7 separate regions of the Homo sapiens genome follow, and all the other regions are linked to region 4. A link is a loop called in an ENCODE intact Hi-C map of the cell type or tissue named here. Cell type or tissue: heart left ventricle. All regions are shown on one strand. Links, peaks and the distances in the headings refer to the core of each region. The heading gives the core; the rest is flanking DNA.

Region 1 (4,634 bases), core at 395-4,394, 300 kb before region 4:
CAGAACAAGAGTACTAGCTTGGGGCATTCCAAGAGACGTTCTGGTCCCAGACCTAGGTAAAGAGTCTGGTCCTCTTCAAGGCAATGAAAGAAACCTCTATGTCCATGAAGGAATGATGTGATATGATGTGCTTTCATTACTACCAGAACTGGATGGTGCTGAGGACCACAGTTTGCAAGCCAGTTCTACTTCCCAGCAGCTGTGTGTCTTTGGGAAACTTCTTTAACTACACTATGCTTTTGTTTGCCATTTGTTACATGGGAAGAAGAATAATATCTACCCCTATAGGACTGTTGTGAGGCTTTATGTTCATAAATATCTGGACAATCTTAACCTGCTTCCTGGCACATAGTGTTTATTGTGCATTGTCTGTTATAATAACTTTGCAAATATCTTTGCCAAAACAGTCTTTCTTCTGATAAGACAATTTTTAGAAGGTGAATATTTCTGAGTTTGCTCCCAAATTCTGAGAGGGAGAAATATCTTCTTTTGGATTAACAGTCTCTTACATATGCTGATGTGTGATTTTACTATCCCTGAAAATTATTTTGTACAGAGAAGTGTAATTAGAGCTTTATTTTTGTTTTATACAATTAGTATTCCAGTTGCTAAAGGCACAAAAGGCTAGATATTTATTAATATGTAACATTCAATTTATAAAATATTCTATTTATAAATCTTGCACATTTTAGTAATCACTTCAAATGAGCATTTCAATATTTGATTCCATTTACAAAATTTGTTAGTCACCTTTAAAATCTTTTTATACTTAATTTCATGTTTAGTTTCTAGCTTATGTATTTGAATTTTGTAGCCAAAAATATTCTTCTCAAGAGCTTAAATGTTTTAAATTTAATAAATTTAACTTATAGTTTTTATTTTATATGGTTTATACTTTATGTTTACTTAAATGTATCTTATACTCAAAGTTTAATTATATAACTCAGTACTATACATTAATAATTAGCTTACAACTCACAGATCTAAACTGATTATTCAATACATATTTTAAAATTGTATTTGATAGGGTTTCTAAATTCTTTTAAACATCACGATTTTATAAAATGCTAACTAACATCCAGTTCTTTCTGATCTGAAGAGATCTTAACTGATTTTGATTCTTTTAAATTCATCTATTCTTAATTGTATATGTTTTCATTTTTAAAAGAGAAGGATCCAGTTACAAAAGTAACAACAATCTAGTTAATTGCATTTAATTAAAAGTAAAAAATTGTGACTAGACCATTTTATGTAACTCTGATGGGACATGCTGACTTCTATTTATATTTCTATTCCAGTGACTAAGGAGGTGGAACATAGCCCCAGATTTCAGTCACCTACCCACAGCAGGGCGCACCTGCCACTCATGTTATGATTGGTTGAATTTTACATTTCTTTAGCTCTTACGAAGTAGAAATGTTTTTCATCCTGAGTCTAAAGATTTTTGAACACAGTGAAACCTATCATTCTTCTATATTCTCAGGGCTACATGATATCTGATTGAATTTTGGATAGCCCATGACTGTCCTCTCACAGTCACTATATATAAGTTTATTCTATTGACAACATCTTAACAGTGATGACATAAGGGAGAGGACACATTAGTGACACTGAGGACTAATTTTCTTAAAAGTCAGTAAAGATTCTAGTGTATACTATCTTTACAATGGCTCAAGCTTTAATGTTACACAAATGGTTAATTTTTTTTTTCCAAGAGGTAAAACAGCATCCCTCCCAGGATATATTAAAGTAGGGAACAGTGAACAGACGTAATCCTTCCTTTAAGGAGAGCTTTGCTACAGAAACAAGGCAAAGGATATCAGCACTTAAAAGCAGGAAACAGGAAAGTCTCTCTTCCCTGCCCACTGATTTGCATTTCAACATCTGCCCCTCAGGTGGACAGCTGAGGGAAGTAAAACAACGTATTCCCAGGGATAAAAAGCATTTGAATAGGAAATGGATTCCAGCTCCTGGCATTGAAATCAATTTCTCCTTTGTTCTAATTTCTCCATCTAGGATAAGCATGATTTTATGATTTTAGTGGAGAAAAACAAACTGTGAAATATTTTAAAGAGGTTTATTGTGAGCCAATAGGAGTCACTGTGGCCCAGGGATACACAGCCTCAAGAGGTCCTAAAAAGATGTGCCCAATGCAGTCAGGTTACAGTTTGGATTTATACATTTCAGGCAGACAAACTTGCAGGTAAAATCATAAATCAATACATGGAAGGCATACATTTGTTCAGCCCAAGAAGGTGGAACATGTTCAAGTGAGAGCTTGCAAGTCATAGGTAGGCTTTAGGGATTCTTTACTTGACAATTGCTTGAAAGAGTTAGGCTTTGTCTAAAACACGTGAAGTCAGTGGAAACGAATGCTTGAGTTAAGATAAGGGTGTCTGCTACCTGTCATGCAATGCCATACCTGAGTCAGGGTGGAAAGTAAGCCACATTATACTGGGTTATAAAAAACAAAACAAAACAAAAACGAACAGGATTTTATGGTTTGGAGGGCATGACTTAACCCTTGCCTTGCATGATCTTAGGTCTTGTTTATAATTTGGTATCTTATTGCCAGAAAGAGTCTGTTTTGTCAGCCTTATCATCTCTATGTTAACACTAATGCTGCTCGATTGAGCCTAAACTCCAGAGAGAGGGAGTTTAATGAGGCGCATTCAACCTCCCTTCTTGTCACGGCCAAAAAGTCAGATTTTCAGGTTTCTCTAGGGTCCCCTTGACCAAGAGGGGGGTCTGTTCTGTCTGTTGAGGGGTTTAGGAATTTATTTTTAGTTTACAATGTGGTTTGTTTCTAAGAACTCTTTCATTTTTATTTGCTTATGACAATAAAGTTACGGTTCAATAAAATCTAATCTAATTTTATTGTTTGAAGAGAAAATGACTGTGGTACATGTTTGTGTTTCAAAATGAATATCTATAAATTCTACAGTATAACTACAGTGAACAGGCTGTTATAGAAACTGACTAATCATGAGATTTTTAATTTAAAAAAAACCTGTTGCTTTGATTGACTGTTTAGGTCAGTTCTCCAGCACTAGACCTCCTATGCTCATTAAGGGAACTATTAATACATACAATTTTCACTCTCTCACTTATAATTTATCTCCCTGAGAATTTCTTTAATGAGCTTTGTTGTACATTTGGGAGTCTGTTTTTGTTTTTTTGTTTGTTTATTTGTTTTTTCCAATTGCCTAGACGATTCTGCTGTACACATAGTTTAGGGCACAATTAGCACCAACGATACCATTGACAAGCAGATATGGTGAATATAAGAAATGAAGAAAATATTGAGAGTGAAGGGGCCCAGAATATGCCACAGTGGCATAAAGATTATGTTAAGCTGACGATATTTGAGAATCAACAGCTGTAGGAAGAGGCTTTTTCTGAAGTCCCCTTATCTCCCTAAAAGCAAAGCCTCCACAAATAATTCAACTGTCACAAATCCCCTCCCTGGGGATTTCACAGCCAGGAAAGACTCAGTACCCTTTTATCAACAAAGAGAAGTCCACACCTAAGTCAGCATTCAGATAAGAAATCACCTAAACTGACATTGTCATAAAATTATCATATTTCTAATCTAATCTTCTAAGGGCCCATTTATTTTTCCCAAAAGCCATTTTTTTTTCTCCCAGAAGTGCCACTCTGCCCCTCCACAATCCTTACTTAAATGGTGTATGCCCCATATTCTAACCACCTCCTCAGAATCACATTTCTTTGTGAACTCCCATGCACACATATGTAATTAAATATCTTTTTTTGTTCTCTTGTTAATCAGTCTTCTGAAAGTTTAATTTGCAAGCCCCCAAACTGAAATAAGAAGGTAGACGAAAAGTTTCTCCTCCTAGAAAAAGTGTCAAACGTGACCAAGTATAACAGGCTATAGAAGAGACCTAAGGCTAGGAGAGCTACTCTAACTTGTCAAAAGTCATTTAGACTTACGGTCTATAAATTTTCCTCTCTATATCATAAAATAACATTGAAAAAATGACATACTCATTATATATTTTTTAGAAATTTAATTTTTTTAAAAAATTAAATCTTCATGCCTTTAAAAACTTGCAAAAATGCAATGACTGGCATATTAGAATTGCCAATATTGAAAATAAAATAATCACATATATCATTTAAATATAACAAATGGAACTTAAATTCCATAGTATATGACTACCCACACATCACCCGTCTAAAATTTATTTGAAAAAGTTATTTTTCTATGCAATGAATTTAAATCTTTTGTTTTTGTTTTTATTCTACACAACTTTTTTATTCTACATCTACCACATTTCAATGTAATATATTTTGGTCCTGAAAGTTTATTTTATGTTATCATCCTTTTATCTGAAAAATTACATATATAAATAGAAATTTCAATTTTTAAAGACCTTGAGGCACTAAATAATAAGCAAATCTTCTGGATTGATATATATTTTCAATTATTACAGGCTCACAATTGTTGAAACAATGTAAATATATTCAAAATAGGTTTTAAAAGTAAAATTACTTTGTAAATATATTCCTCAGTGAGATGTATAAAGATATTTTCAACTCAATCAGTTCAGATTAATTAAAAATTTTTTACATATATAAACAAATGGGAATAGAAGGGGATTTTTTGTAGC
Region 2 (4,634 bases), core at 206-4,205, 160 kb before region 4:
ACACACTTTTATTTGGGAGAGTGCCTTGCATGATCCTTGGAGATATTCCTCTTCTTGTTAGGACAATCAATGTCCAAGTAATTCATTCCTCCATCCAAATGCCCATCCTCCCATCTATCCCTCAAATACTTAGGGTCTACCATGTGTCAGAAAACATCTCTTAGTAACCCCTAATGTTAAGTTGTTTCCCTGGCCTACTCAGGGTCCATATCCTTCCCAAAAATCCTTCTAGAAGTTGATTTCTGTATTAGTTTTCACAGACTGCCTTTAGAAAATACCACAGACTGGGTGTTTTAAACAGCGGAAATTTATTTCTGACAGTTCTAGACACTGGAGATCCAAGACCCGGGGGTGGGCAGTGTTGGCTTCTCCTGACACCTCTCTCCTCAGCTTGCAGATGCCGTCCACTCTCTGTGTCCTCACACGGCTTTTCCTCCATGCATGCACACCCGTGATGGCTCTTTCTCTCGGAACGACAACAGTCCTATTAGATTAAGGCCCCACCTTATGACCTCATGTAACCTAAATTACCACTCTAAAGGCCTTATCTCCACACACTGTCACTTTGGAGTTCAGACTTCAGCACATGAATTTTTGGAGGAAGATAATTGAGTTCCTAAAAATAAGATTTCTATTTTTGTTTTGTCCCCTACCACAAACTGATTAGGATTCATTTTTTTAAATGTTATAGAGCTCCTTGACGTCTATGTGCCTCACTGCTTTTCATATTGGAGAGTAACTTTACACCCTAGCACTTTTACTGTGAATTCAATAAGATTTCAGTTACGATAAGAGCTTGCAGCTTCCTTGAACAGGAGAGAAGGAAAGAAATTAGTTTTAGAGGAAAAAAGAGTGTAGTTGGTCCTGAGTGTAGGCTGGCAATGGGGGTGGGGGGGTTAATAGACCATACCACACAGCACAGACAGCACAGCTCTAGAAGACATGTGCAAGGGAAGAAAACTTGTCAAAAACAGCTAAGACAGAAACAGGGAAGCCAGGACTAGCTGCCCTAGGTGTGCAGCCTCACTTGGCAGGCTGGGCTGCTGTGGAGTCAGGGAAAGACAGCATGTGAAAGGGGGCTCCTGCAGCCTCTGCTTCTGGATCATGAGTCAGCAGCATGGACTCATAATCCAAACCCAATTACAGCAAACCCCCTGTGCTTTCTGCTTGATAATTTGTTAAAAGGCTATAGATTGAGCTCTCAGCCTTGTTAACTGACCAGGTAAAAAACTGTGGCCTGCAAATATGTCTTCATCACATGCTAACTTTGGACAGAATCCATTTGAAAGTCATGGTAGTTCAGGAAAGAAAAGACTCAAGTGTACTTGGGCAGCACCTCCAAAAAAGGGAACTGGGCATCTTGTTCTGACAATCTCTTTGGCAGTGACCCAAGGACAGTGTTCAGAGGGTTTGGGAAGAGCAAGACACCAGAAAAGATAACTAAAAGAAATACAACTCTCAAAAAAAGAAAAGAGTGAGATTGTACTTGAGCTCCCAGGACTGCTGGGGATAAACCCACAGGCTCACCTGGCTCTGAAGAAAAGCAGCCAAGGCAGAGAGCGGGTGAGTGCTCTCAGAGTCCCCAAGGCCGTAGGACGGGACCATAATGATCACTTGGCTTTGGACACCCAGTCAGGCACCCTGCACATATTAAGATGACCTCTCTACTCCAACAAATGCATATGATTATTCCTAATCCCGGAATCATCCTTGCAGCTGTTTTCTAATTCCGTAAGTTTGTAAAAAATAATTCGTTTGTGCATACGCGTGTTCTTGTTCCCACAGAAGAACCAAAAAAAGAAAGAAAAAACCCTCAAACTCTTTACCACACTGAATTGCAGGCCTGCCTGAGGTCACTGAGACAATAGAAATGGGAATTAATCCAGCAGCAGAGAAAGTTGCTGGCAGCAGGCGGGATGCAGATGGAAGAGATCAGACAAGCACTGGAACCCAGAGTCAGAAGAAAGGCTCAGATAGAGAGCACAGAAGTGAGGAAGACAACCAAGGAGGAGCGGGCCTGATGAAGTGCCTGGGCAGGAGACACTCCAGCAGAACTTAAGCCCCGCCCAGAGGGTGGAAAAAGGGATGCCACGAACAAGGTGCACTCATCTCTTCCAGGTTTCCCAACAGCAAGCATTCCTCTGAGCTTAATGAATCTTTTTTAAACTTACTAAGTGTATTGAGTGTCCACTCCAGCAATCTGAGGCCATCTCAGTGGGAGTTGTAATGCCCCCACTACTTGCAGGTCTGCCCTACCAGGGGCCTGAGCTGCAAATGGGCTCCACACCAGCCTTGCTTCCAATGACAATATGCTAAGGACACCTGCAGAGAGGCCAAGTCTCCTGTCTGTCCAGCAAGAGGAAGCGCTCAGCTTCCAGAGGGTTGAATCTTTTCATCTTTTCTTTGCACCCAGCGCCTTATCTTTGCATCAACAGCAGTTAGTATTTAACACTTTGGAAAACTATAGTGCATCCCCATCCATAAGACCGTCTATGATGCGGACAACTCCCACCCACCTCCCTCACCCACCTGCTCCCTGTATGCAGAAGTTACTTAATGCATGTCAGCCAACATGACGTGCACAATTGCTGTAGGAGTCTGTTGGTGGGGCAGGGCCGCTGCTTCTGTCTAAGTAAACTTCAACTGTCTTCCAGGATTTGGATGGGTACCCCAAGGACAAAGTGCTTGACTCAGCAGGGCAGAAGGAAAGAGCATAAGTTTCAAGTTAAACATTCTTGAGTTTGAATGCCAGCAAGTTAAATATGCTCTTACCCTAAATCCATTGCGGAGGAAATTAATAATAAGGGATGTAGGGATCTGCCTCCTGGTATGTAATAAAAAGTTGCAATTGTTAACGTTTACTGCTAGCCAGTTTTCCCAAAGCTTGTATTTTGATCCTCTCAGGCAAGACACACATTGAGGTAGATGATGCTTTACTTTTGAAAATCTCTGATCCTCTCACCACCAGAGTGGGCTGCCTATGACATAAAAAACCATATAGAAAGAGCTACATAAACACATATACACAGATCTCCTCACACTCCGATCTATATACACAGACTTCATACACACATCCATGTACACAGACCTCCTCACACTCACATCCATGTACACCTCCTCACACACACATCAATATACACAGACCTCCTTACACTCAGATCCATATACACAGACCTCCTCACACACACATCAATATACACAGACCTCCTTACACTCAGATCCATATACACAGACCTCCTCACACACACATCAATATACACAGACCTCCTTACACTCAGATCCATATACACAGACCTCCTCACACACACATCAACATACACAGACCTCCTTACACTCAGATCCATATACACAGACCTCCTCACACTCACATCCATATACACAGACCTCCTCACACTCACATCCATGTACACAGACCTCCTCACACAAGATTCATATACACAGACCTCCTCACACTCACATCCATATACACAGACCTCCTCACACACACATCAATATACACAGACCTCCTCACTCAGATCCATATACACAGACCTCCTCACACACACATCCATATACACAGACCTCCTCACACTCACATCCATGTACACAGACCTCCTCACACAAGATTCATATACACAGACCTCCTCACACTCACATCCATATACACAGACCTCCTCACACACACATCAATATACACAGACCTCCTTACACTCAGATCCATATACACAGACCTCTTCACACTCAGATCCCTATACACAGACCTCCTTACACACTTATCCATATGCAGCAACCTGCTCCCACGCAGGCAGAATGGGTCACACCTTTTCACACCTCCATTGGAGATGGCCCATAGCCCTTATCCCACCTAAGGCTAACATCAGGATCCAAGTTCCTGAAGTTGCAGCACCTCATTCTCTAAAGTGATTATGGAGTTCCATAAAACCTATTGTTGAGCTTAGTATTCTCCTTAAAATGTGTAATGAACATTATCAATTAAAAATATTATCTGGATGGCAGAGGTTACACTGTTCATTTTTTGCCAACCCCACAGAGCCCTACAGTTATCCTATCATTCATAAACATGTGTTATTTGTCATAAAATTTTCATAACATCACAGGCTTTTGTATTCATATTATTTTTGACAATCGTAAATAGAAATGAACATCTTTTAAAATCAAAGAGATATACCTTCAAATCTTGCTTTCTCCACTTTCTAATTATTTGACTTTTGTGATCCTGTTTCCTCATCTAGAAAATGGAAATGATAACAACTGCTTCAGCTTCACAAAAGGCTGTGACCAAAAATTGAGATCATGTGTGTGAAATTCCCTACACAGTTCTTGTTACAGAGTAGGCAACTATCAAACCAAAGTTCTTTTGAGACACAGAGGAATGAGAACATTAACGTTTACTCTCTCTCCTCAAGCATTATGTTCTGTAGGGTCTCATTTTAGCACTAGATCTCTCATAACTAAAATTAAATCGGAACAATTAATTACATTTCCTTCTGTGATGAATTAGTATAGTCTGATTTCTGAGGCAGTAAATGGAAACTATAACATAGAAGAGGAATTTAATTATTTAAATGAATGTCATTGTACCTGTACCAGCTTATGAAGTAAGAAGAATTAAGTGAGAATAAAAGAATTAAGTA
Region 3 (4,634 bases), core at 212-4,211, 790 kb before region 4:
CCTCTTGTGGGTGGGGAGAAATCCCTACACATTTGTTCAGAGAACTCTTCTACATAGATGCTTATTATTGTTGTGGTGTGAGAGCAAAGAAAAAAAAGAGTTTGAGCTGTTTTTCCATTCTCAGACATATATATTAGAGGATGGTATAAAGATTTCTATGACCCTAAGTAGATATTCTGAACCATTGTTTTGATCTCTGACCCCTGTTAATGAAGATGTGTTTGGTACAACATATTTTTGATGTTAATCAATCTATTTATGCACACTTTCATTTGTTAGGTTTATATAATCTTGCCTTTTCCAAACTGCATTCACTTGTCTCATTTTCAGTTGTAATGCAATATTTCTGTGGCAATACTATGAAGCTTCCAATGAAGAGTTACGTTGTCCTCCTCCCCGGTCAAACCCTCCTGGGACCCACTTACTGTGTTAGAATCTACTATCAATTTTCCAATCAACAATGATCAGGAAAACACATAAACTAGAGGACATCTTGTTCTACTCAACAATGCTGGAGAGCTAGATATAAACCACGAAAGAGTTCTGAAACAAGGTACGTGGTAGAAGATGGACGTTTGTTCATTTGTTGCCTCTCAAAGAGTGTTGAATAGGGAGCAGCAGACTTAGAGGGTGTGTCTTTATCTAGCTTCCAATCCCCACTCCTGAAGAGTGAATATAAGAAACATTTCTGGAATTATGGTACAGATTCTTGAATCTCCTCTGCAGGTGAGAAGCTTGAAATGTCATCTGAAGAGCAGGCACCAAGGCATTGCCCAGCAGCTGTGCCTGGAAGCTGCTGCCCACTTGTCCCCTACACCTGCAAGGTGGGGGGCACAACATGATCTGAAGCCACACTCAGACATCAGTGGTCACGATATCAGACTGACTCAAATGATGGCCAGGGAACCTCTCTAGTCCCTCATTTGTTTGTAGCTGTCACTGCAGCCTGGTCATCTAGTAAAGACCACAGCAGCCAAATATGCAACTTGTGCTGCTGCTCTGAGTCTCATTTTGTGACAGCCACTTTATTCCCCAAAAAACTCAGAAGCCCCATAATATGAAAGCATCTCTAAAAGAGGTAAAAGAGGAAACCCTTGAGAAGGGGGAAGAAATCCGTGAGAAGCAGGTTTTGAATTGGACAGTGATTGAGATAATGATATTTGAATTTGAGTTAAGAATTACAGAACAAGACAAAGTGTACCAGATTAGACTAAATTAAGTTTTCCACTATTAGTAAAATTGGTGCTCTGGAGCTAGAATAATCTTGCTTTTATAATTTTTTAAAAGTTCCTGGATTTGTGGAATGCAGCACTAGTGAAACTTCATATTCTTTAGATATATGAATATTCACACAAACTTGATGAAGTGGACAGATAAATTATCATTATTATCATTTAGAAATGAATAATTTGAGCTTCAAAGGAACTGGGTTTGCCTTGAAAACCACAGTCTACTCATTTCAAAACCAGCGTTTGTCCTATTCCTCTGATAGACCTTCCAAATATTCACCAAGTACACTATGCTTAATCATGGCAGAGAATACATGTGTCACACTTCTTTAGGATTGGGAAAAGTTTTCATAACAATTACTATTTAATTGCATTTATAATAAACTTTGCAAATCAAATTTTCATTATATAATATCCCAGCCAGAGGCCTTACCCTCAAAAAGAATATAGGTTGATAAGGTAAAGGAGATGTGAGTGTCTTAAGTAACTAAAAGATTTGAAGAAAATTCGGAGTGGTAATAAATTTATAAGGATTTTCTCAGAGGGCACTAAACCCTTTTCAATACAACAGAACACAGAGGTACCACACCAACTCACCCAGCCCCACCCTTTCTCTCAGGAGGAAGCAGGAGGGCGTGAGTGACTGCCAAGAGCAAGACCCCGGACCAGAGCTGCAGGACTGAGGCAGGGGCAAGGTGTCCTGGGCAAAGCAGGACACTGTTATGGAAAAATACAAACCCGACTAAGGTTTTACCTCTAGTGAAATGTTTAACGCAGCTTCTAATGACTTTATGTAGACTATCACGTTGACAATACCCCTTTATTTTTTGGTTCATGATAATTTTGAAAAATAGTAAGAGTAACAGAATTTTTTTTAAGTTTTTGCCTAAAATTGATGAGATTGAAACATTAAAAAATAAATCTTCCAAAACACATTCACGTGAAAAATCACATTTGCTTTAGTATATAATTTCCTCTGTTTATATGGTAAGAAAAAAGGCACTGGAAACTCTAAAAAGTGTGTATAGCATTAGCTTATTATACCTCACAGTTACGAACATTTAGTGAATTCTCACTGTGTACAATTCATGTGGTTAGAAGTCTGCATATTTGCAAAAAATTAAGATAACACGTGTTTTGTTCTCAAAGGATTTGTAAAACAGTGGAGGTGATAGATAATTCAGCAAGGATATCAAACTAAACACAGAGGTAGAAGAAAGATAAAGTGTTTAACACTGAATATGATAATGTAGGCCTGCTTTATTGAAGCAGTATCATTTAGGTCATTTTGGTATGTGTGTCAGTTATCCATGTTTTGCCTTTCAGCTCTAAATCCTTTGCCCTGCTTTGGGACACTTGGAGCTGGACCCTGTGAACAATTCTCCTTTAACAGCTGGCACAATGCTAAACATTGTCAGTAGAGGGTGCTGGAGAGACACTGTCCCAGGAAGATGCTATCTTCCGGGTTTTGGTGTGCTTCCCCCATCCTGCTCCTGTGGTGCCTGACTGACAGCTCCTTGCATTGCACCCAGTGGCAACTGTCCTCACCCAGGTAGAGGCTTCACAGCAAGTTTCACTTTTCAGTGCAAAACAGTAGATGGCTTCCCAGAGTCTTGCTGGTCACTGAATGACTGGTTTTCTGCTTGCCATTTTGGCCTGGGCCACTTCTGTGAAACCCTCTACCATCCAGCTGGTCATAGCCACACTCTCTTCAACCTGACCTGCATGACACCCTGAGAGGGTGGGAACTCTTATCCAGGTTTGTTCCTTCTTTGGGGTTCACTCCAAATTCCTGCCAACTCATTTCTATTTGTGTGAGGAATTCTGATTTATGTCTATTTGCAGCCATCATTACTTTTCTGATATCTATCCTATTCATTTTATTCTGAAAATCCCAAACAATCCCAGGATGTTTTATAGCTAAGAAGCAACCAGCTCAACATCGCTGTTGAGACAGAGGGGTGCCAATTCAAGCCATCCCTCCCAGGATCAGATGGCTTGTCCTAATGACCCATTGACACTATTGGGGTGTTGACTACACATTTTCTCCTGTGTATATCTATTTATTTCTAACTGCACTATTGTATGTAGTACTATAAACTGTGCAAAGATGATGTTTTCAGGGAAACAGGAACACGGAAGAGGATGCAGCAGGAACATTGGAGCCAGTTAACCTGCATTTGAACCCTGGGCCTGAGCTTTGCTGATTATGTTTTTGATCAACTTAATTTTTCTGAAGATTAGTTTTATGAAATATGTAACCACACTCCCTTACTTGCCTTATCTCTGTCTTTCCAAGCTCCTCTAAATGACATAATTTTGTCTCTCCTTTAAAACTATAGTTTGGTATTGCCATTTTTGCCATTACTTTCAACAGCAAAAACTGTAAATACTTTTGTACCAACCTAACAATTATAATCAAATCCCTAAGCTAATTTTGATCAGGCAGAAATGGATGAGTCAATTCTACCTATTGATGATTTGCATCATTCTTTACATAGGTTTCATTGTGTACTTAGGAGAATTCTAAGTACCCATTTACCCTGCTTTAACACTCAGGAGTATTTTAAAAGAATATTTATTTATTATAAACATTAAACCCATATAAAATTAGAGACAAGGGTATAATTGAAGCTCTGTTGACTCACAACCTGCAACTTATAGTTGTTAAAATTTTAGTATATTTCTTTTATCCTTTTGGATTTATTTATTGTTATTGCTACAAATTTTTAAGGTAGATTATATGTATTATAATGTTTCGCTCTTAAATAATTCAACATTCATCTACAAAAAATGAGGACATTTTCTAACACAACCATAATGCCATTATCACAACTGACAAAACTGCAATTAATCTTTACTAATGTCTAATATCCAACCAGTTTTCACATTTTGCGTCAAAATAAATATCTTTATTAGAAATAAGAAGGTATATAGGCCCACCCCAGTGAATTTTTCTGTTAAATTTTTTTTAAACAGGAATATATTCTTTCTGTGCTTTTATATGTACTTTCTCATGATGTAAACTTGAAGAAGGCAGTTTTAGTCAATTTTTCTCATGGGGGCATTTATCATGTTCCTCTATCCTTTTAATTTTAGATACAGTATAAATGAGCTCTAAATGCTTTTTAGGATAAATTTGATTTTTTTTTGCAAGAATATAGTATAGAGAGTGTTGGGAATGTTAGTTAGCCATGAACTTTTTATTACACCAAACATCAGTTAATTTCTTGAAGATTGGCTTTTGAAGGAAGTTCAAGGAAACAGTATATGATGACTTCTAAATTAAAATAAAAATAAAAGTCAGTTATCTCAATCATACTCTTTTTATTACACTTTAAGTTTTAGGGTACATGTGCACAATGTGCAGGTTTGTTACATATGTATACATGTGCCATATTGGTG
Region 4 (4,634 bases), core at 172-4,171:
AAGAGTGTAGGTGTGGGAGTGGGTGTGTGTGAGCGGGTGTGTGTGAGAGTGTGAGTGTGAGCGGGTGTGTGAGTGTGGGTGTAGGTGTGTGTGGGTGCGTGTGAGTGTATATGTGGCTGTGTGTGTGTGTGAGTGTGAGTGTGTGTATGAAGTAGGCATAGTGGTTTCATTGCATTAACATTTCCCCCCATTGGCCACAGTCCCCACCACTCCTTATTACACACTTAGTTCATGGCCTCATTTTCTTACTTGACTGGTCCCTGAAGAAATTTGAATTTGTCATCCCTGAGAGAACTAATCCCCATGTCACACCTGTCTTTTAAAAGTCTATTCTTAGGAAGACATTATTTTAGTCATTTATATATGAAGTAAAAATTAAGCTCTCTTTTTTCTCCCAAGGATTACTTAGCTGTAATTCTTTAAAACAAAAGGGTTTTGATCTTCCAATGTTTTTAAAGAAGAGAATATCTTTCAAAATTTGTCAGGGAACCTTCTTCTCTCCCCAAACAGGTGGTCAGATGCAGTTGACATTACTTTCTTTCTCTTACGGGCTTAATTTAGGAATCTATAAATGAGCCAATTATCTACAAAATAATTCTACAAAGATTTCAGCGTCACCCATGCTTCCCAGGTGGGAAGTGAGAAGCCGCTCCCTGCACTGGCCCTGGTGCTCCGGGGGGCCCTACGGCCCCTTGGCTCCTTGCAGAGGCGGGGGTGCAGGCCGCCAGCACGTTTGGCTGCATCCTTTCTGACTGTGTATCTGTTAGGCAAGCTGGCAGATTCCAGACTGCCCATCAGGTCTGAACCATCAGCAAAGAAGGAGGTCTTCCTCATTCTCCTCCTAGCTGTTCTGCTGTTTGCAACCAAGTAAATATGAAGTGTAAACCCTGCCACTAGTTTTTCCCCCGCATAATTGACCTAGCAAGTTCCTGTTGATCTGTATTAATGTGAGGGAATTATTCAGGAGAGGATTTAAAAGATGTTAGTAGACAAGGGTCTTGCCTGAAGCTAAAGCCATAAAGAAGGAAAAGTTGTCTGTGGTGCCCGAGAAGAAAGCTGTATTGCCTCAGATTGTCAGGCTGCAGTATTCTTAATCTATTGTGTTGTATGTGGAGTTGTCTTCTTACTGAGACTCAGAAACTGACAGCCTCTGGGGACAGTTCTTAATTAAATCCCTTTGTGTGCAAATCTGTTCTCTGACAGACAGTGGAAAGACAGAACAGAAAAAAAAATTCTTTTCTGAATGGCACAGGCAGCAGCGTCTCTCTGTCCTTAGTTTCTGTTGCTATAATCCTTGTGGTGGAGGCTGGAAGGTAGCTTGTGGATCAACTTCACTTCACATTAGAATTAGCTCTCTTTTTGAGGGAGAAAGTAGAGAGGGGCAGGGAGCTAGGTGGGGAGCCTTTCTGTGCCTTCCTGGATTGATGAAGGGACATCACATGGCAGGGCACCTCCCAGCCCTCAGGGGGTCGGGGACTCAGGCTGCAGGGCCAGAGTCCCCAGGTGGCAAGGGCCCTTCTGCTTGTCAAGTTTGGAGGGAGAATTTGGCCATGTCCTGTGCTAGTTTGATAAGACAGTTTCAGGGAAGAAACCTGAACAAGGACGGGGGAGAGGTTTAGTTCCAGGTGACTGCTGAAAGGAAGACATCATTTTCCAGGTTTCTTATAGGTGGTGAGGAGGGCTGACAGGTGCAGGCAGAGCCATTTGCGCTCCAGGATGCCTGTGGATTCTGAGTACTTATTAATGAACATTTTCTATCACTGGCCCTGTGGTATGACCAGACTTCAGTTCAGGCAGAGACCTGCCTCAAGAAGTCACCAGACCTGTGGGTGTGTTTTCACTCCATAAAAAGCAGAGTTGAAAGGAATCACTTCAGCATTTTCCTCCAGCTCTGAAATCACACAGTTACAGGTTATCAGAAGCTAGTAAGACTACACTGTATAAATGGAAGGGACTTCGTGACTTGCCTCTACGTGCACCCTAAGGGTGTGAGCTGGAAACAGGTTTTCATAAATTGGGCAGCTAGAAAAGGCACTTTCGCCATCTGGTGACAGAACTGTGACAATGATTTGGGGAGGCTGCTTGTCCTGGGCTACGCGGAGAGACTGCTTTGTCATTCATGCCTTTCACTAACTTCTTAATCTGAGGTCATCCAAATAATCATGTAACAGGGTCAAAATGAATACAACAAAAGTGGTATGTGCAGACAGGGAGGTCCTCTTAGTTTAGAACATTGCTTTTCCTTCCATGGCTCCCAATATTTGCTGATGGCTGAAAACAGTTGTTCTTGTTAAAGTTTCTGTCTCTGTTGGGATATCCCAGCCTTTTGGGCAGTCAGGAATCTGATCACTTCTGGGAAGTGACTCAGCTTTTCAGGAGTTATCTCCCAAACCTACGGCCATTTTTCTGAGTGCCCCCTCCACCAGCTCCAGGCTGACTCAAGCCAGGGTGGTGGCATCTGACCCCTTGGCTTTGCCCTCATTCCATCCTCCTCCCTCGGGTCCTTCTTTCCAGACAAGAAGATGCTTCGCCTTCCTTTGTTATACATTCTTTAATTCTTCCCACTCTATGATTGAACCTCCAGACTTTGGCTCTCAGTCTGTAAAAATCAAGCTCAAGAAGTACTGATAATGGCCACTGTCTTCCTGGAAAGCCTGGCCCTCATGATTCTTAAAAGCACAGCAATTATGTAGTTACTTGTTCTACTTACTTGTGTCTGCTCTCTAGAAAACCAAGGCTTAGCCTCTTTGTGTAGGTGCAGTGGTGGAAGGGCCAAAGGGAAACACTGGTGAGAAAGAAATATACAGGCGTTACTTCAAAATACTGTCCTTCTCTCTGCCATGACTACTAGCACATTTGGCCCTCCACATCCACAGATGCCACATATGCAGGGCCACCTGGAAGGGACCTGAGCATCCTTGAATTTTAGTATCCGAGTTGTTTCCCGGAATCAGTCCCCCATGGATACCAGCGGACGACTGTAATTCATCCTTGTGGAGTGTCCATCATGAGCCACTCACCGCTGTAAGCACTTTGCCAACAGCAATTTAACCATCCTCATTTTACAGATAAAAAGACTGAGGCACAAGTTTCAGATAACTTGCTCAGGGTCCCACAGTTAATCAGGGGCAGAATTGGGCTTGATTATCCTCTCCCGCTGTGTGCATTTACGCTGCACTAGACACCTTTGATTCTGCACTCCTGTGACCAGGCAGTGACTGCGAGGATTGGTACCCCAGTGGGTTCAACAGGTAACTTCCTCCTTCCCCTTTTTAACATGAGGACATGGAAGCTCAGGAAGGAAAAAGGACTGGCTGGGGATGGCGCAGTCCAGTTCTAGAGCTGCTTCTCTTCCTGAGAATTGCTGTACTGTTGCCACATACACTGTCTTTCCTCCTGTTTCCTTGGCCACCCTTCCTACCCTTGCTCTGGAAGCCTCCTGTCCTGGCGGCCAGAGGTCTCCCCATCTGCGCTGTGTCCAGCTTTGCATTTTCCCTCGGGCTTGGCTGGAGGAGGCCAGATGTTGGAGTCACTGCACAGCCTCCTCCCTGGGGAAGCCTCATGGGGTTTCAGTGGGAGAAGGGAACGTGGGATTCCTCCTGTGCATCTCATCTTGGTACTGTGATGTCGGGCAGTCAGGGGCTTGCCTGAGGCTACAGGGCACGCTGAGGTATGAGGTCCAGGACCAAGTTTCCCACGTCTCATGGCCTACCTGGGTCTCTAGATCTGGGACAACGCTCGTGCTTATTCCTTTACAGTTAAGATGCCTGGCAGCTGCTCCCAGAGGCCCTGACAGAACTTTAAATTGGCTAATTATCCCACTCTCTGTCTTTGCTTTCTTATGGAAGAGCTGCAGCCCAGTAAAGCATCACTAAAATCCTCCATCAGATGGCTACTGGTTGGAGGTGATCAGTGGGATTTGGAATATTTCCTGGCATTTTTCAGGTACTTCATAAATGACCTTTGATATGGAACAAATTCATATGTGAGATTTTTTAAAATGTGTGTTTAAAATGTATCAAATATGCCTAAATAATATTCAGACTCTGTCCAGGCATCACTGGATGCCACTTTTTTGTCACATTTGTTTCTAACCCTCTTTTTTTTTTTAATGAAATTGAAGTGTACAGATAGAAACAAACCTGCCCTCTCATTCATCCCATCCTGTCCCCTTTCCTTTCTGTTCAGAAGTAGCTGGTGCAGTGAAGTTGCTACATATATTCCTGCACTGATTTTCTTATTTTATTCATGAGCCTGTATCTGTAAGCAACACCTGTGTGTACATGTGTTTTCAAAGACTGACATTGATAGAAGCAACATAATACCATATATATTCTTTTGCAACTTTTTTTTCCTGTTTATGTTTTTGAGATTCATCTGTATTGTCACAGGCATATTTGTTCATTAATTTATAACTGCTGTCTATTATTCCATCTGATTAACACCACAATGTGTTTATCCACTCTCTTAATGGTCAATTGTTTCTAACTTTTTTCTATTGCAAACTCTTAGGGCTTTAGGTCTTTGATAGATAGCATATAAATGGCATGCATTTTTTCACTTCAAAGTTAATAACCAACTGAGAAGGGACACAGAGTCCAAGATCAGCATCCTGGACTGGGAAGTGCAGCTAG
Region 5 (4,634 bases), core at 423-4,422, 61 kb after region 4:
GCATGGTGCACAGGAAGACTAAGCACAGTACCACAGCAGGGTGTGGAGGAAGACTGAGCACAGTGCCACTGCACAGTGCACAGGAAGACTGAGCACAGTATCCTAGCACAGGTGCAGGAAGACTAAGCACAGTACCACAACATGTTGCTGTAGAAAAACCAAGCCTAGCACATAGCATGGTGCTGCAGGAAAACAGAGCACAGTGCTGTAACGCAGTATTCAGGAAGACTGAGCATAGTACCACAACACAGTGGTCAGATAGGGTCTGTCATCAATGAAGGTTTGACTGTAGTAACCTGTCCACTTCATGCCACACACCAGGGACCTAGAATTACATCATCACCTAGGAATTTGCCCTTTATTTTAAGTCACATTGTTTAACACACCTGCCATCTGCCAGTTCCATTGGTGAGTCCAAGATGAACAAAACTGGCCAGTGCCATGACATAGCTTCACATCCAGTGTAAGAGGCCTCCTGTCTTCCTGTGGCATCCTTATAAGCCAAGTATTCCTGGAACTATGGAAGGAGTGGTAGCTTAGGCACAAGGAGATGGACAGGGGCTCTGCAGGAGGTCCTGAAAGAGGAGAGGAGCATTAGCTCACAGGTGCATGCATGAACTCACAAGATGTCCACACACAGCAGCCTCATCAGTTTTTAGTAGGCCAGACCATGTCTAATTTCATATTACCTAAAGGATCAACTGTTTGTGATTAGGAGATGTAATGCCATCTTCTGGAAAAAAGCCAGTGTCAGACAACTTGTGTTCATGTATTGGTCTCCAATATCTCACCTGTGTGACTTTCCCCAAATTACTTCACCCTGCATAACTCTCAGTTACATCATGGGTACAGTGAGCTCCGTGTATTTACTCAGCAAGCATGTACTGCCATTACATTTGGTCAGGCACTGTGCTGGCCATAGTGGACACCGCACCTCAGGATGACTCCCTGTGGAGAAGGCTGTGTGAAGTGATTGTGGCACCAGGCTCCATTAGCTCCCTGGGGCTGCCACAGCAAATCCCACAACCTGAGAACCTGAGTGGCTTTAAGGAATGTCAGTTTACTCGTCCGCAATTCTGCAGGCCAGAAGTCTAAAGTAGATCAAGGTCCCACAGAGTCAGTTTCTTCTGGAGGTTCCGACGGCTGCTCCCTTACATGCCTCTCTCCTGGCTCCTAGTGGCTGCCCGCCACCCTGGGCTTCCTGGGTTTTAGAGGCTTCACTGCAGGCTCTGCCTCCGTCTTGATGTGGTCTTCTTCTCTGTGCCCGTGTCTTCTCCTTTTCTTATAATGACACTTGTCATTGGATTTAGGGCCACTTGGGTAATCCAGGATGATCTCATCTCCAGACCCTTCTTAATTACATTTGCAAAAACCCTTTTCCAAATAAGGCCTCATTCATGGGTTCTCAGTGGACAGACATTCTGGGAGCCACCATTCAACTCACTCTGGTGCTAAACACCAGAGCCTGGCTCATAGCAGACGGGCACTTAAGGATGTCTGCCCACAGGAAAGGGGACACTTGCTTAGCGCAATGTTATATTGAAAGTGCTCCAGCAGATCTGACAGTGCCACATCACAGTGTGTGAGTGAACAGAGTCCAGGCTCTGGGACCAACTCTGAAATAAAAAGTCTGCTACAGGCCAGGCGTGGTGGCTCATGCCTATAATCCCAGCACTTCGGGAGGCCGAGGCGGGTGGATCATGAGGTCAGGAGATCGAGACCACCCTGGCCAACATGGTGAAACCCTGTCTCTACTAAAAATACAAAACTTAGCTGGGCGTGCTGGCACACGCCTATAATCCCAGCTACTTGGGAGGCTGAGTAAGGAGAATCGCTTGAACCCAGGAGGCAGAGTTTGCAGAGCCGAGCTTGCGCCATTGCACTCCAGCCTGGGAGACAGAGCAAGACTCTGTCTAAAAAAAAAAAAAAGTCCACTACAAAATGGCCAGACCCCACAGAGCATTCACACCCACAACACTGGATCTCTAAAGTTCAGTGGGCTCTTTCCCACTCCCGTTCTAAGGACTGCTAGGCAGTGAAGATGGCATCCTCATCCCCTGTAGATCACTGCTGTCAGCCTAGGGTCCGGATTTAATCCGGATTAAACCAATAACTGTATTGAGCAGTCAGGATGCTGGGAGCCCGACAGAGGCCAGCAGGCACCAGTACCACCTGTGTCTGCTTTCTGGAGAGTCGGTCATCAGGCCAGAGCTGGTCTCTCTGCCCTGTGGCCACTGCCTTATCTCAGACCCTTACTAACATGGCCTGCATCAAAAGTCCAGCCTCAAAAGCTCTTCCTTTTCCAGGTGAGTGACCCTGGAGCATCAGGGGGTCATGGTGGCTCTGTGGCTGTGCTCTTCAAGGACCAAGGACATGCATGCAGATGACATTGCAGGCTCTGGTTCAAAGAAGAGGCCTGGCAGGCATGAGCTGGTGGTTGTCCTGGCCTGTTCACTCATCTCCTTAACAAGGTGACCGGTGCTGTTTTGCACTTGCTAGAAATCTGATTTGTGCATGGCCTAGCCCTTTAGGGAGATAATTTCTTTCCATCTTTAAACTAACCTTTATACTTCTTAAAATTGGGGGGGCAGAAGGGCCGAAGATCATACCTGGGGATAATGCTATTTAGTGGTTTTTCCTGTTTCTGTGGCTTTTTGAGAAGTGATGTTTGTGAGGAGTGAGGGGTGGGTGCAAGGTGATGTCTCACCTCCCCTCTTCAGAAAGAGCCCTACCACCTTGGTGTGACGGATGGGGGACGGGCCTTGCTCCTACAGATCAAAATCTGCGGGATTTAAGTGATCGTCTTAATCAACTTCTTCCAAACCCTGGTTCCTCCCTCTGCTCTCAAACTCCCAGATGTGAGGAACATTTGGCCATGACTTGGACTCCGTCTCCATCTAGTGACTGGCTCCTTGAACTACAGTTGCAGATGGAAACTGGCTTCTGTAAAGCCAGGGCACTCTGTGGACTTGGGTAACTACAAGAATGAGTGTGGAGAAGTTAGGCCTCCAAACAAATCCAGTCCTTTATCACCACAGTTCTACTCCAGTCCAGAGCCCTTTCCTCTTCCTCACCCCACACATTAAAAACAACAGCTGCACCAAGGACAGAAGCGGAGGCCACAGGAAGGCAGCATGCCCAGCTCTTGCTGCAGGCTGAAGGCAGGCTCCCAGGCTATGGGGCAGGGCTGCGGGCTCTGAACAGGAGCAGTCACTGGGGTGGACTTGGTTTTGTTCTGGATCCCAGTTTGAAGGTGAGGCCTCTCGTGGTCAGGCTCTTGCTGCCGTGTGGAGTGGGCATGTTCTGCATGGCAGACCCTATCAGGTATGACTGTAGTCTCCCTTAGGAACCTGTGGCCGGCCCCCAGCACTTGCCCATGGGGGCACACCCCTGTCCCTCCCCAGGCCCAGGAAGTCATGCCTGAAGTCTGGACTGGTCTTTGGCCTCAGGAGATGCTGGCAGCCAGCCTATCTGTTCTGTGCCAGGAGCTCTGCTGGGCATCGGGGCATATTAGGGACCCAAACCCCATCTCTGCCCTCCAGTGTCTTACAGTTCAAAAGACAGAGTGGAATAAGATAGGTCCTAAGTTTTTGGTTTTTTTTTTCTTTATCACGGTAGACTATAAACCCTATAATGAGATTAAATGAAAGAATTTACATAAAGTATGTTTACGAACATACTTTACGTAACATAAAGTATGTTTATGAACGTTTGTTTTTCTTCTTGTCATTTATTATTGCATCCTTTTTCTTTAGGAGCATTAAAAACATTTAATTTTTTATTTTTTTATTATACTTTAAGTTCTAGGGTACATGTGCACAACGTGCAGGTTTGTTACATATGTATACGTGTGCCATGTTGGTGTGCTGCACCCATTAACTGGTCATTTACATTAGGTATATCTCCTAATGCTATCCCTCCCCCCTCCCCCCACCCCACAACAGGCCCCGGTGTGTGATGTTCCCCTTCCTGTGTCCAAATGTTTTCATTGTTCAATTCCCACCTATGAGTGAGAACATGCGGTGTTTGGTTTTCTGTCCCTGCGATAGTTTGCTGAGAATGATGGTTTCCAGCTTCATCCATGTCCCTGCAAAGGACATGAACTCATCCTTTTTTATGGCTGCATAGTATTCCATGGTGTATATGTGCCACATTTTCTTAATCCAGTCTATCATTGATGGACATTTGGGTTGGTTCCAAGTCTTTGCTATTGTGAATAGTGCCGCAATAAGCATACATGTGCACGTGTCTTTATAGCAGCATGATTTATAATCCTTTGGATATATACCCAGTAATGGGATGGCTGGGTCAAATGGTATTTCTAGTTTGAGATCCTTGAGGAATTGCCACACTCTTCCACAATGGTTGAACTAGTTTACAGTCCCACCAACAATGTAAACGTGTTCCTATTTCCCCACATCCTCTCCAGCACCTGTTGTTTCCTGACTTTTTAATGATCGCTATTCTAACTGGTGTGAGATGGTATCTCATTGTGGTTTTGATTTGCATTTCTCTGATGGCCAGTGATGATGAGCATTTTTTCATGTGTCTGTTGGCTGCATAAATGTCTTCTTTTGAGAAGTGTCTGTTCATATCCTTTGCCCACTTTTTGATGGGGTTGTTAGTTTTTGTCT
Region 6 (4,634 bases), core at 324-4,323, 160 kb before region 4:
CCATTAATGTTAATGGGAACTGCCAAGTTAAAACCCATGGAAGCAAATTAATATGCCCTGCAGTCCTTGGACATGACTTTGATACATTTTATATTATTAGTCTCATTCACAGAAGGATTTTATGTTGTTATAAATAGACATAATGAGACTGGATGCCTTCAGCAAAAGGGGAATGAGAAAGCTAGCTTGTTGGTTGTTAATTTAGGAACTGTAGAGAGCCAATCCAGAAAATTCAAAAAGAAAGTTCACAGAACATTATGGAGTGACTCAGTGCATTTGTAAAATGTCAGGCTTTCTGCCTATGATTTGGGCTGGAACTCCCACACCTCCAGAGAGTGTGACCCTCCTCTGGGTACTTTCAAAGAATGCTTGCAGCCCCACTCTGTACTAAGGTCACCATGTACTTTTCCGTTTCTCCAAATAGGATGAGAACCATTCAAAGGTCTTCATGTGATTTAATTGCTTTTATACATTATTGGATCTAGGGCTTAGCTAAGATATAGTAGGCTCCTCATGCAGGCTAAGAAGAATCTGACCTTCAGAGTGATATTTTTGAGTCTTTGATTAACAGGAATTCAGAGAACAGACTTGGGGGCTGTGGAAGCAGAGCTCGTGGTGTCCACCTCTCATCTGGTAGACCCCACACAATGCAAGCAAAATACAAGCCAGAAAGTAACTGCTTTCTCCTAAGGAGGCGCTTTAGCAACATGTGAATGTTGTCACTGGACCATGTTCTGAGCCAACTGCCTACTAATACTGCTCAAACCCACCAGCACACCTCTGGCCTTGCAGCCCATTCTGGAAAACATCACTGAGTCGTGTCTCTTCTTCTCTTTTCCTTTTTTGTTTTCATCTCTTTTCTTGTCTTCTCATGTTATTTCCCTTCATTTCCTTTTTTTTTTTATTTATTATTATACTTTAAGTTTTAGGGTACATGTGCACATTGTGCAGGTTAGTTACATACGTATACATGTGCCATGCTGGTGTGCTGCACCCACTAACTCGTCATCTAGCATTAGGTATATCTCCCAATGCTATCCCTCCCCCATCCCCCCACCCCACTACAGTCCCCATAGGTGGGAAATGAACAATGAGATCACATGGACACAGGAAGGGGAACATCACACCCTTCATTTCCTTTATTGGAAAGATGAGATAAAAAGCAGGCAAGGAAAATAAAAGGACAAGGTCTCCAGACAAAGAGGTGGTGATTCAAACACCAGACCCCGCCATGTGTGTACCACTCTGCAATGTGCTGACTGCTTCACTACTTGGTCTTATTTAACCTCCAGGAAGGAATGATTTCCCTATTTTTAACAACAAAGAGAGTAGGTATTGCTATTCGTTTCCACCTTAACCTGACACGATGAGCTGACACAGATGGTAAATTGCACCATGGCAGTAGGTTGGCAGCTCAGCAGACCCGGCTCCCAGCGGAAAACGTGAGAATTCAGGAGGAGCAAGGCTGGAAGAAGCATTGGAGCTGTTTGTGGGAGTGCTTCTCTTGTGATTTCAGAGACCAAAATAAATGCCCCTTTATCAACTAAGAGGGACTGCAAGGTTAAAGAAGCAACATTACCTATACCAATAGGTTGAGGGTTCAGGAATTGACTGACATGACAACTCCCTAAATTCCTATGGCTACAAGAAAAACCACATGCTTGCTAAACTGCCTAACAATAGGAGCTATCAGATGAATGATCAAACCTGTCTTAACGCTGAATTACAGTCCAGACCACAACAACTGCGAATGGACAGAGGACCAGCCTGACAAACACCCTTTCCTGACAGGCAGCTGCAGACTTAAGCCAGTTTCAGCCTGATTATAGAGATGGTGCACAAACTGTCTTTGTGTCCTATGGTCCATCTTTTGATGCAAACAGCCAAATTCCACTTTACTTTAAAGCTAAAACCCCATCAGAAATTGAACCTGAGATGTATATTACATACAAGTTTACTCATTGCATATGTGCTCAGCTCCCCTCATAAATTAGGCTTTTCCCTAAAGACCATGGAATATCTAAGACTCTATTGCGTGATATGGGCCCTGTGAGGCATAAAAGCCAACTGCCCTTTCCCTCCTTGAAGAGAGCAACTTTGGCATGTGTGGGAAACTATCTCTTCCTCGTTTACAAACAGTTATCACCAGGAAAACTTTCCTTTCTACTCTTTAGCCATTCTGGTATTCTTTTGGACAACACTCTTTTTTTTTTTTTTTTTTTTTGAGACGGAGTCTCGCTCTGTCGCCCGGGCTGGAATGCAGTGGCGCGATCTCAGCTTACTGCAAACTCCACCTCCCAGGTTCACGCCATTCTCCTGCCTCAGCCTCCCGAGTAGCTCCGAGTAGCTGGGACTACAGGCGCCCGCCACCACGCCCGGCTAATTTTTTTTTTTTTTTTTTTTTTGTATTTTTAGTAAAGACAGGGTTTCACCGTGTTAGCCAGGATGGTCTCGATCTCTTGACCTCATGATCCACCCGCCTCGGCCTCCCAAAGTGCTGGAGGACAACACTCTTTATCCATTAAATACTATCTAATGCATCAGTAGCCACTGACTGTCCAACACAAGTAATATGTGAATATCTCTCTAAATTTGTGAAAATAAATTCACTTTGTGGATTTTTTTTTAATTATTATTTTAAAATTACCAGCACCTGTAATCCTAGCACTTTGAGAGGCTGAGGTGGGAGGATCACTTGGGCCTAGGAGTTTGAGACCAACCTGGGCCACATGGCAAAACCCCATCTCTACAAAAAATACAAAAATTAGCCCACTTTAATGGAACATACCTGTGGTCCCAGCTACTTGGGAGGTTGAGATGGGAGGAACACTTGAGCCTGGGAGGACTTGGCTGCAGTGAGCTGTGATTGCACCATTCTACTCCAGCCTGGGCAACAGAGCAAGACCCTGCCTCAAATAAAAATAATGATAATAATGATAATAAATAAAATTAAAATTACCAATAATATATAGATAGTATTTACTATGTGCCAGGCCATATTCCAAGTTTAATATATTAATTTAATCTTTATAACAATCTTTGAGGTAAATACCATCACACAGCTATTTTACACATGCAAAACTAAAGTGTGGGGAGGTGAAGGGACTTGCCAGAAGCCATACAGCTAACAGGCAGTGGAGCTGGGTTTCAGGCCCAGGCATCCAGCCCAGAGCTGCTATTTTTTGGTGACCAGTGTGGTCCTGCCCCACACTGGAGGACTTTCCAAAGCTTGCAAACCCTGTCTAGTTTATTTCTGGTGTCTTTTTAAGAACTTACAAAAGTTGCAGTAGTTTGAATCCTTGAAAGAAAGAGATAAATTTGGGTAAAAATCATTAACCTTTATGGAAATAAATATAGGATCAAAAAACTGCACTTTTTATATACTGATATACTTGGTGTAAATGATATATATCTTCTAAGTATATATGTAATATTAATATCCACTGTGATATACATATATCTCATTACATGATGTATATTACATATAAAACACATAATCACAATCATTACAAAAATAGGTATTTTCAAAAAATAGGTAGTTTCATCTTTTTGTCTTTTAATATAAGATATTTTTACTTATAGAAAAAACATTAAAAATAATTTTTAAAAATTCTTGCTCATACAACCTAGATTTTTAAAATATTAGCATTTTACTGTATTTACTTTAGATCATTCCTTTTCTTCCTGTCTTTCTCCTTTCATCCATTTCTTCTTTCTTTACTTCCTTTTTTTTCCTTTGAAAAAATAAAATGTTGCATACACAGATGAGTTTCATCACCCAACTTATTCACCCTTTCTAGAGTTACCTGAAGGGGTGTATTTACTTTTTGGATATTTTGTTCCTTTACTGCATGTTTGTATAAGTTTAATAATATAGAATACTGTTTTGTTGTGACTTTTTGATTTTCCAAGATTGGTGTATGTGTGTTTGTCTGTATCTAAAATTCCTATTTTCCTACTTTAATTTTAATCCCCACCAGGTACACTTGGGGTCATTGTAGACATATGTCCCTACTGCAGCCATGGGTGGGCACCCAGTTTTTTAATGCATCTCACTTTCCTGCTACAAGGCTGGAAGGTCAAGCCCCTATTCCTATATAACCCACATTCTCTTCCTACTCCTGGCCCCTCATAATTCAGTAGCACTAGGTCTTCAACTCTCAAGTCTGGTTTTAAAGGACTTTATTTCTGGCACCTCAACTTCTCTTTCTTTCTCTTGAACCCAGCCATGGATTTTAGTTTTGGTTTTGTCATTAGATTTTATCCAGCATATTTATGTATTGTGAACAGGAGATATTTTGTAGTAGCTCATTTTACTATGTTACTGGAAACAAGGTCATGTTTCCATTTTTGCAGATGTAAAAATTGAGGCTTGGGGTGATTTGGCAACTTCCCTGAAGGTGTTGGAACAAGCCACACTGGCCTTTAGCACTGGAGCACAGCTCTGCCTCCAAAGTCCATGTTCTTTCCTCCCTCCCTGCACCTGTTACAAATTGCCTCATTTTAAAGGTTAAATGGTGGTAGTTTATTTCAATTCTGTCACTCTTCCCAAAGCAATACAAGTGGGAATATGTCATTTCAGCTTTCCTAACACCAATGCAGAAAACATAAATGGACACATGCCAGAGGATTAT
Region 7 (4,634 bases), core at 342-4,341, 690 kb before region 4:
CATGTTAAGTCTTAAGCAGAGCATAAAGGTTTGGTTGGAACATTTGCCCCCAAACAATGTAGTAGAACATAAAAAAGCATTTTCTGGGAAGAAATTCAAGCCGGCTGCATCAGTAACAAGGAGCCGAATGTTAATAGCTAAAGAAATGGGGAAAATGTCTCCAAGGCATTTCAGAGATCTTCAGGGCAGCTTCTCCCATTACAGCCTGGAGGCCTAGGAAGGTAAAATGGTTCTGTGGGCAGGGCCCAAGCCCTGCTGCTCTGTGCAGCCTCGAGATATGGTGCCCTGCATTCCAGTTGCTCTAGCTTCAGCTATGGCTAAAAGGGGCCAACATAGAGCTCAGGCTTAAAAAGTTAAGTTAAAAAGCTTGGGCACAGCAGCCGGGTGCAGTGGCTCACGCCTGTAATCCCAGCACTTCGGGAGGCTGAGGCGGGTGGATCACGAGGTCAGGAGATCGAGACCACCCTGGCTAACATGGTGAAACCCCGTCTCTACTAAAAATACAAAAAATTAGCCGGGCATGGCAGCGGGCATGGTGCCTGTAGTCCCAGCTACTCGGGAGGCTGAAGCAGAGAATGGCGTGAACCCAGGAGGCAGGGTTTGCAGTGAGCAGAGATCTCGCCACTGCATTCCAGCCTGGGCAACAGAGTGAGACTTTGTCTCAAAAAAAAAAAAAAAAAAAAAAAAAGACTTGGGCACAGGAAAGAAAACAATCAACAGAGTGAAGAGACAACCCACAGAATGGGAGAAAATATTTTTAAACTACCCATCAGACAAATGATTAATAACCAGAATATGTAAGAAGTTCAAACAACCATAGGAAAAAAAAACTAATAATCTGATCAAAAATGGGCAAAAGATTTGAATAGAGATTTCTCAACAGAAAACATACAAATGGCAAACAGGCATATGAAAGGGTGATCCACATCATTTACCATCAGAGAAATGCAAATCAAAACTATAGTGACATATCTCACCCAAATTAAAATAGCTTATATCCAAATGATAAATGCTGGCAAAGATGTGCAGAAATGGTAACCCTCCTACACCATTCAGGGAAATGTAAATTTGTACAACCACTATGAAGAACAGTTGGGAACTTCTTCTGAAAACTAAAAGCTACCATATCATTCAGCAATCCCACTGCTGGGTACACACCCAAAGGAAAGGAAATCAGTATACTGAAGAGATAGTTGCATAGCCCAACAGGTGACTATAATCAATAATAATTTAATTGCACATTTTTAGATAACTAAGAGTATAATTGGATTGTTTATAACACAAAAAAAATAAGTGCTTAAGGGAATGGATACCCCGTTTTCCACGATGTGATAATTATGCACTTCATGCCTATATCAAAACATCTCAAGTACTCCATAAATATATACAACTACAATGTAAGAAAAGTTAAAAATAAACAAGAATGTATTATCATAGTTACAAAAGAGATTCTTATGGTGCACAAGGGAAGAGATTAAACATAGCCTGAGAGGTAAACTGAACTTGTAAACAAAAGTTATTGAAAACACAATGGCCACAATGGCCAGTTGTCCATTTGCCATTTCTGATTGTTTTTGAAAGCATGCCAATTTCACAATCTTTTCTTGTACTTTAAGGCTCAGTCAGTGACAGGCAGAAGATGTTAACATGGATCGAGACTTGAAATGTCTCAGACCCAAATCCAAACTTCTGGGGAGACATACTTGTTGAGAATTGTGGATCTCTTCATTATGACCACCGTGCTCATGGATGCATTGCAAAAGCCATGGAGTAGCTGAGCAGAGAGGCTAGAAAACATCCACAAGACTGGCCGTTCTGTACTTTGGGTCACCGCATGACTTATCTGCTAGGTATTCCCTGTGGTGGACATTGTCAAGGGACACTCAGAGCCACACCTTTTCCACCATATGGCCATCCATGCTTCTTCTATAGATCTCTTGCCACCAATCTTCTGATCTTGCCCTTTCTATACCCCTGGCCAACCAGCCAAACAATTCACTGCTGTACCAATGTGTTTGCATGCTGCAGGTCACCTAACATTCCAGACAGAGTAGACACCAAGTGTATTGTCCCCTAGATCTCCCTTTTGAGAAAATTTTATTTTACCACTTCATTTAGGGCCATCCCTTAGTCTCTATCAGTTAACTATAAAGCCACTAAAGTGGGTGAACAAGAGGCAGTGACTCCAGTTCTCTCTAGGTGGCGTAGGAGTCTGGTATACCTATTTATTTAATTTACTTATGTCTTTTGAACCAGCTCAAGCCTAGAGCCTGACACTGTATTTCATTATACAGCAGATTGCTATTGAACCTGTCTAAAGTATGATTCAGAAGTTTCAAAAACACACAGCTCATGATGGACAAGACAGTTCAGGGAAAAGTAACTTTTTTTTTCCATCAGAAGCCTAATTTCTACTAGGTGTCAGTGACACACAAGGAGCTGATTTTCAAGCAGAGCATAACCTTGCACCAGAACTCGAGAAGTATGTGCCGGTCTCACTGGGGCTTGTCAGAGACTCACTTAACATCATTTCCTACAACATCGTTAGCATTTTCCGATCTTCTGGCCATTAGGCTCAAGTGGCAGAGCAACTTGCTCTATAGCCTAGGTATGCTGCAGAGCATTCTCTTGCACTGGACCCACTTGAGGCTGAAAGCATCTCTCAGTGAATAGGTTGCCTCAATATTTCCAAATGTTATGCTGCTTCCATAACTTTTTGAAGCCTGATAAACACCACTATCTTTCTTACTGCAAGCTGCAACAACCTGTTCTTTACCTGAACAGGGGTTACACTGGCAATGCAGGAGAGGACTAGATTCCAAACACCTGACTGATTCTCAGGTGTATCAATCTTTGAGTCATGTAGAGTACATATCTGCTACTCCTAGTTCACCAATTAGCTGGACTTTATTATAATATGGACTTATGTGATACTTTTTCAAAGAAAAAATACACAAAGTCTCTGTAGCTTCTACAATAACAGGAGATCAGGAGTTAACACTGCTCTATAGCAAGATGGTGAAGGTGAATTACTCTCCTTGCCATTCAAGGATGAACTACTGTTTATTTCCTCTGATTGGTATCAAGCAGAAAGTAGGTATATGTACAACAAAATTAAAAAAAAAAACTCTAACATACAGCCATGTAGTTTTGTGAATCAGTAGTTAAATCCTGTTAGACTTATTATTTGTGTTCTATTGTAGGACTTTGCTCCAATGCTTTTATCCTTTCAGTTGTCAGACATTTGAGTTCTTTCTAGTTTGAGGGTATTAAGAATAAAGCCACTGTGAAGTTTCATGTACAATTATTTTTGTGAACATATGTTTTCCCTTTTTTGGGGTAGGGGTGGAATTGCTTATTCTTATGTAAAGATATGTTTAACTTTGTAAGAAATTTCTAAATTGTTCTTTTAAGTGGATGTATCATTTTATATATTCACCAGTAATATATGAGTTCTATTTGCTCCACATCCTCATCAAAATTGTTATTGTCAGTGTCAGGCCTCTGAGCCCAAGCTAAGCCATCATATACCCTGTGACATGCACTTACACATCCAGATGGCCGGTTCCTGCCTTAACTGATGACATTCCACCACAAAAGAAGTGAAAATGGCCTGTTCCTGCCTTAACTGATGACATTGTCTTGTGAAATTCCTTCTTCTGGCTCATCCTGGCTCAAAAGCTCCCCTACTGAGCACCTTGTGACCCCCACTCTGCCCGCCAGAGAACAACCCCCCTTTGACTGTAATTTTCCTTTACCTACCCAAATCTTATAAAACGGCTCCACCCCTATCTCCCTTCGCTGACTCTCTTTTCGGACTCAGCCAGCCTGCACCCAGGTGATTAAAAGCTTTATTGCTCACACAAAGCCTGTTTGGTGGTCTCTTCACACGGACGCACATGAAAGTCAGCCTTTTAAAATTTTACCACATCTCATGAATATGCACAGGCAGAACATTGTGAGTTAATTCAATCTGACGACCAATGACAGTGAGCATTTTTCTATGTGTTTATTGGCCATTTATATATCTTCCTTTCTAAAGTGTCCCTGTAAATTTTTGCCCCTCTATTTGTGAGTACATTATTTGTCTTATTATTATTTAATTATAACTTTATTTATTCTGGATGCAAGTTCTTTGTCAGATGCTATGTGTTACAAGTATTTTTTTCCAATCTGTACTTGTACTTCATATTTTCTTTTGTTTTTTAGAAAGCAGATTTTTTTTTTATTTTAGTGAAGTCCAATTTACCAATTTTCCTTTAGAGTCAATATATTTTGTCTTTTCTAAAAAAAAATCTTTGCCAATCCCAAGCTTTTAATTGGTTTTTAATCTCATATCATGATCAAAAGAAGAGATCTGGAGATCGAAGAACTATTTTTTGAGAGATTTTTAGGAAGTTATTCAAAGTCGTATAATAAGATTCTTTAAAACAAATTCTTTTCACCTGATGCTTTCACTAGTAATGGTGAACAAAACAGGGCTTTTCTTTATTTCCTATATAGGCTTTTATACTACAATATCTACATACCTAAGAACCTGCAAATAGTCAAAAGTCAACATATCAAAACAACTATTTTATTAGAAAAGTAATGATGTAGTAAACAAGGTGTGTCACACTTAAAAGAATAAGTTA

Evidence for each region. A loop is a pair of places that touch in the nucleus more often than their neighbours do. Peaks named below come from ENCODE experiments on the same cell type or tissue, not always from the same donor. Only the 100,000 strongest peaks of a DNase experiment are listed, where the experiment ranks them.
Region 1: a loop joins it to region 4, with 9 times the contacts of the local background. A loop is called at or near these places in 33 of 110 quality-filtered maps.
Region 2: a loop joins it to region 4, with 3 times the contacts of the local background. A loop is called at or near these places in 6 of 110 quality-filtered maps.
Region 3: a loop joins it to region 4, with 9 times the contacts of the local background. A loop is called at or near these places in 10 of 110 quality-filtered maps.
Region 5: a loop joins it to region 4, with 2.7 times the contacts of the local background. A loop is called at or near these places in 4 of 110 quality-filtered maps.
Region 6: it touches region 4 in a loop (5-fold over the local background); 6 of 110 quality-filtered maps call a loop at or near these places.
Region 7: a loop joins it to region 4, with 9 times the contacts of the local background. A loop is called at or near these places in 4 of 110 quality-filtered maps.

Annotation. Positions count from the first base shown.
Region 1 is chr7:49,485,305-49,489,938 of GRCh38, forward strand. No RefSeq gene overlaps it. Among named protein-coding and RNA genes, the nearest start is that of VWC2, 290 kb to the right of the region's middle. RefSeq lists an enhancer at 1,585-2,086. In heart left ventricle, for the core only: a CTCF peak has its summit at 2,082; no DNase peak of the experiment used is centred there.
Region 2 is chr7:49,630,274-49,634,907 of GRCh38, forward strand. No RefSeq gene overlaps it. Among named protein-coding and RNA genes, the nearest start is that of VWC2, 140 kb to the right of the region's middle. In heart left ventricle, for the core only: no CTCF peak of the experiment used is centred there; no DNase peak of the experiment used is centred there; H3K27ac peaks cover 1,708 bases.
Region 3 is chr7:48,999,061-49,003,694 of GRCh38, forward strand. No RefSeq gene overlaps it. Among named protein-coding and RNA genes, the nearest start is that of CDC14C, 77 kb to the left of the region's middle. In heart left ventricle, for the core only: a CTCF peak has its summit at 2,642 (motif pointing right); no DNase peak of the experiment used is centred there.
Region 4 is chr7:49,789,237-49,793,870 of GRCh38, forward strand. All of the region lies in intron 2 of VWC2 (von Willebrand factor C domain containing 2), which reads left to right. Among named protein-coding and RNA genes, the nearest start is that of VWC2, 18 kb to the left of the region's middle. RefSeq lists an enhancer at 1,870-2,854. In heart left ventricle, for the core only: a CTCF peak has its summit at 2,051 (motif pointing left); no DNase peak of the experiment used is centred there; H3K27ac peaks cover 764 bases.
Region 5 is chr7:49,849,940-49,854,573 of GRCh38, forward strand. The region is part of intron 3 of VWC2 (von Willebrand factor C domain containing 2); the gene reads left to right. It also overlaps a transcript of ZPBP not described here. Among named protein-coding and RNA genes, the nearest start is that of VWC2, 79 kb to the left of the region's middle. RefSeq lists a silencer at 994-1,288. In heart left ventricle, for the core only: CTCF peaks have their summits at 1,184 and 2,910 (motif pointing left); a DNase peak (open chromatin) is centred at 3,448.
Region 6 is chr7:49,625,044-49,629,677 of GRCh38, forward strand. No RefSeq gene overlaps it. Among named protein-coding and RNA genes, the nearest start is that of VWC2, 150 kb to the right of the region's middle. In heart left ventricle, for the core only: no CTCF peak of the experiment used is centred there; no DNase peak of the experiment used is centred there; H3K27ac peaks cover 2,033 bases.
Region 7 is chr7:49,097,591-49,102,224 of GRCh38, forward strand. No RefSeq gene overlaps it. Among named protein-coding and RNA genes, the nearest start is that of CDC14C, 180 kb to the left of the region's middle. RefSeq lists enhancers at 3,213-3,754, 3,755-4,295. In heart left ventricle, for the core only: a CTCF peak has its summit at 2,193; no DNase peak of the experiment used is centred there.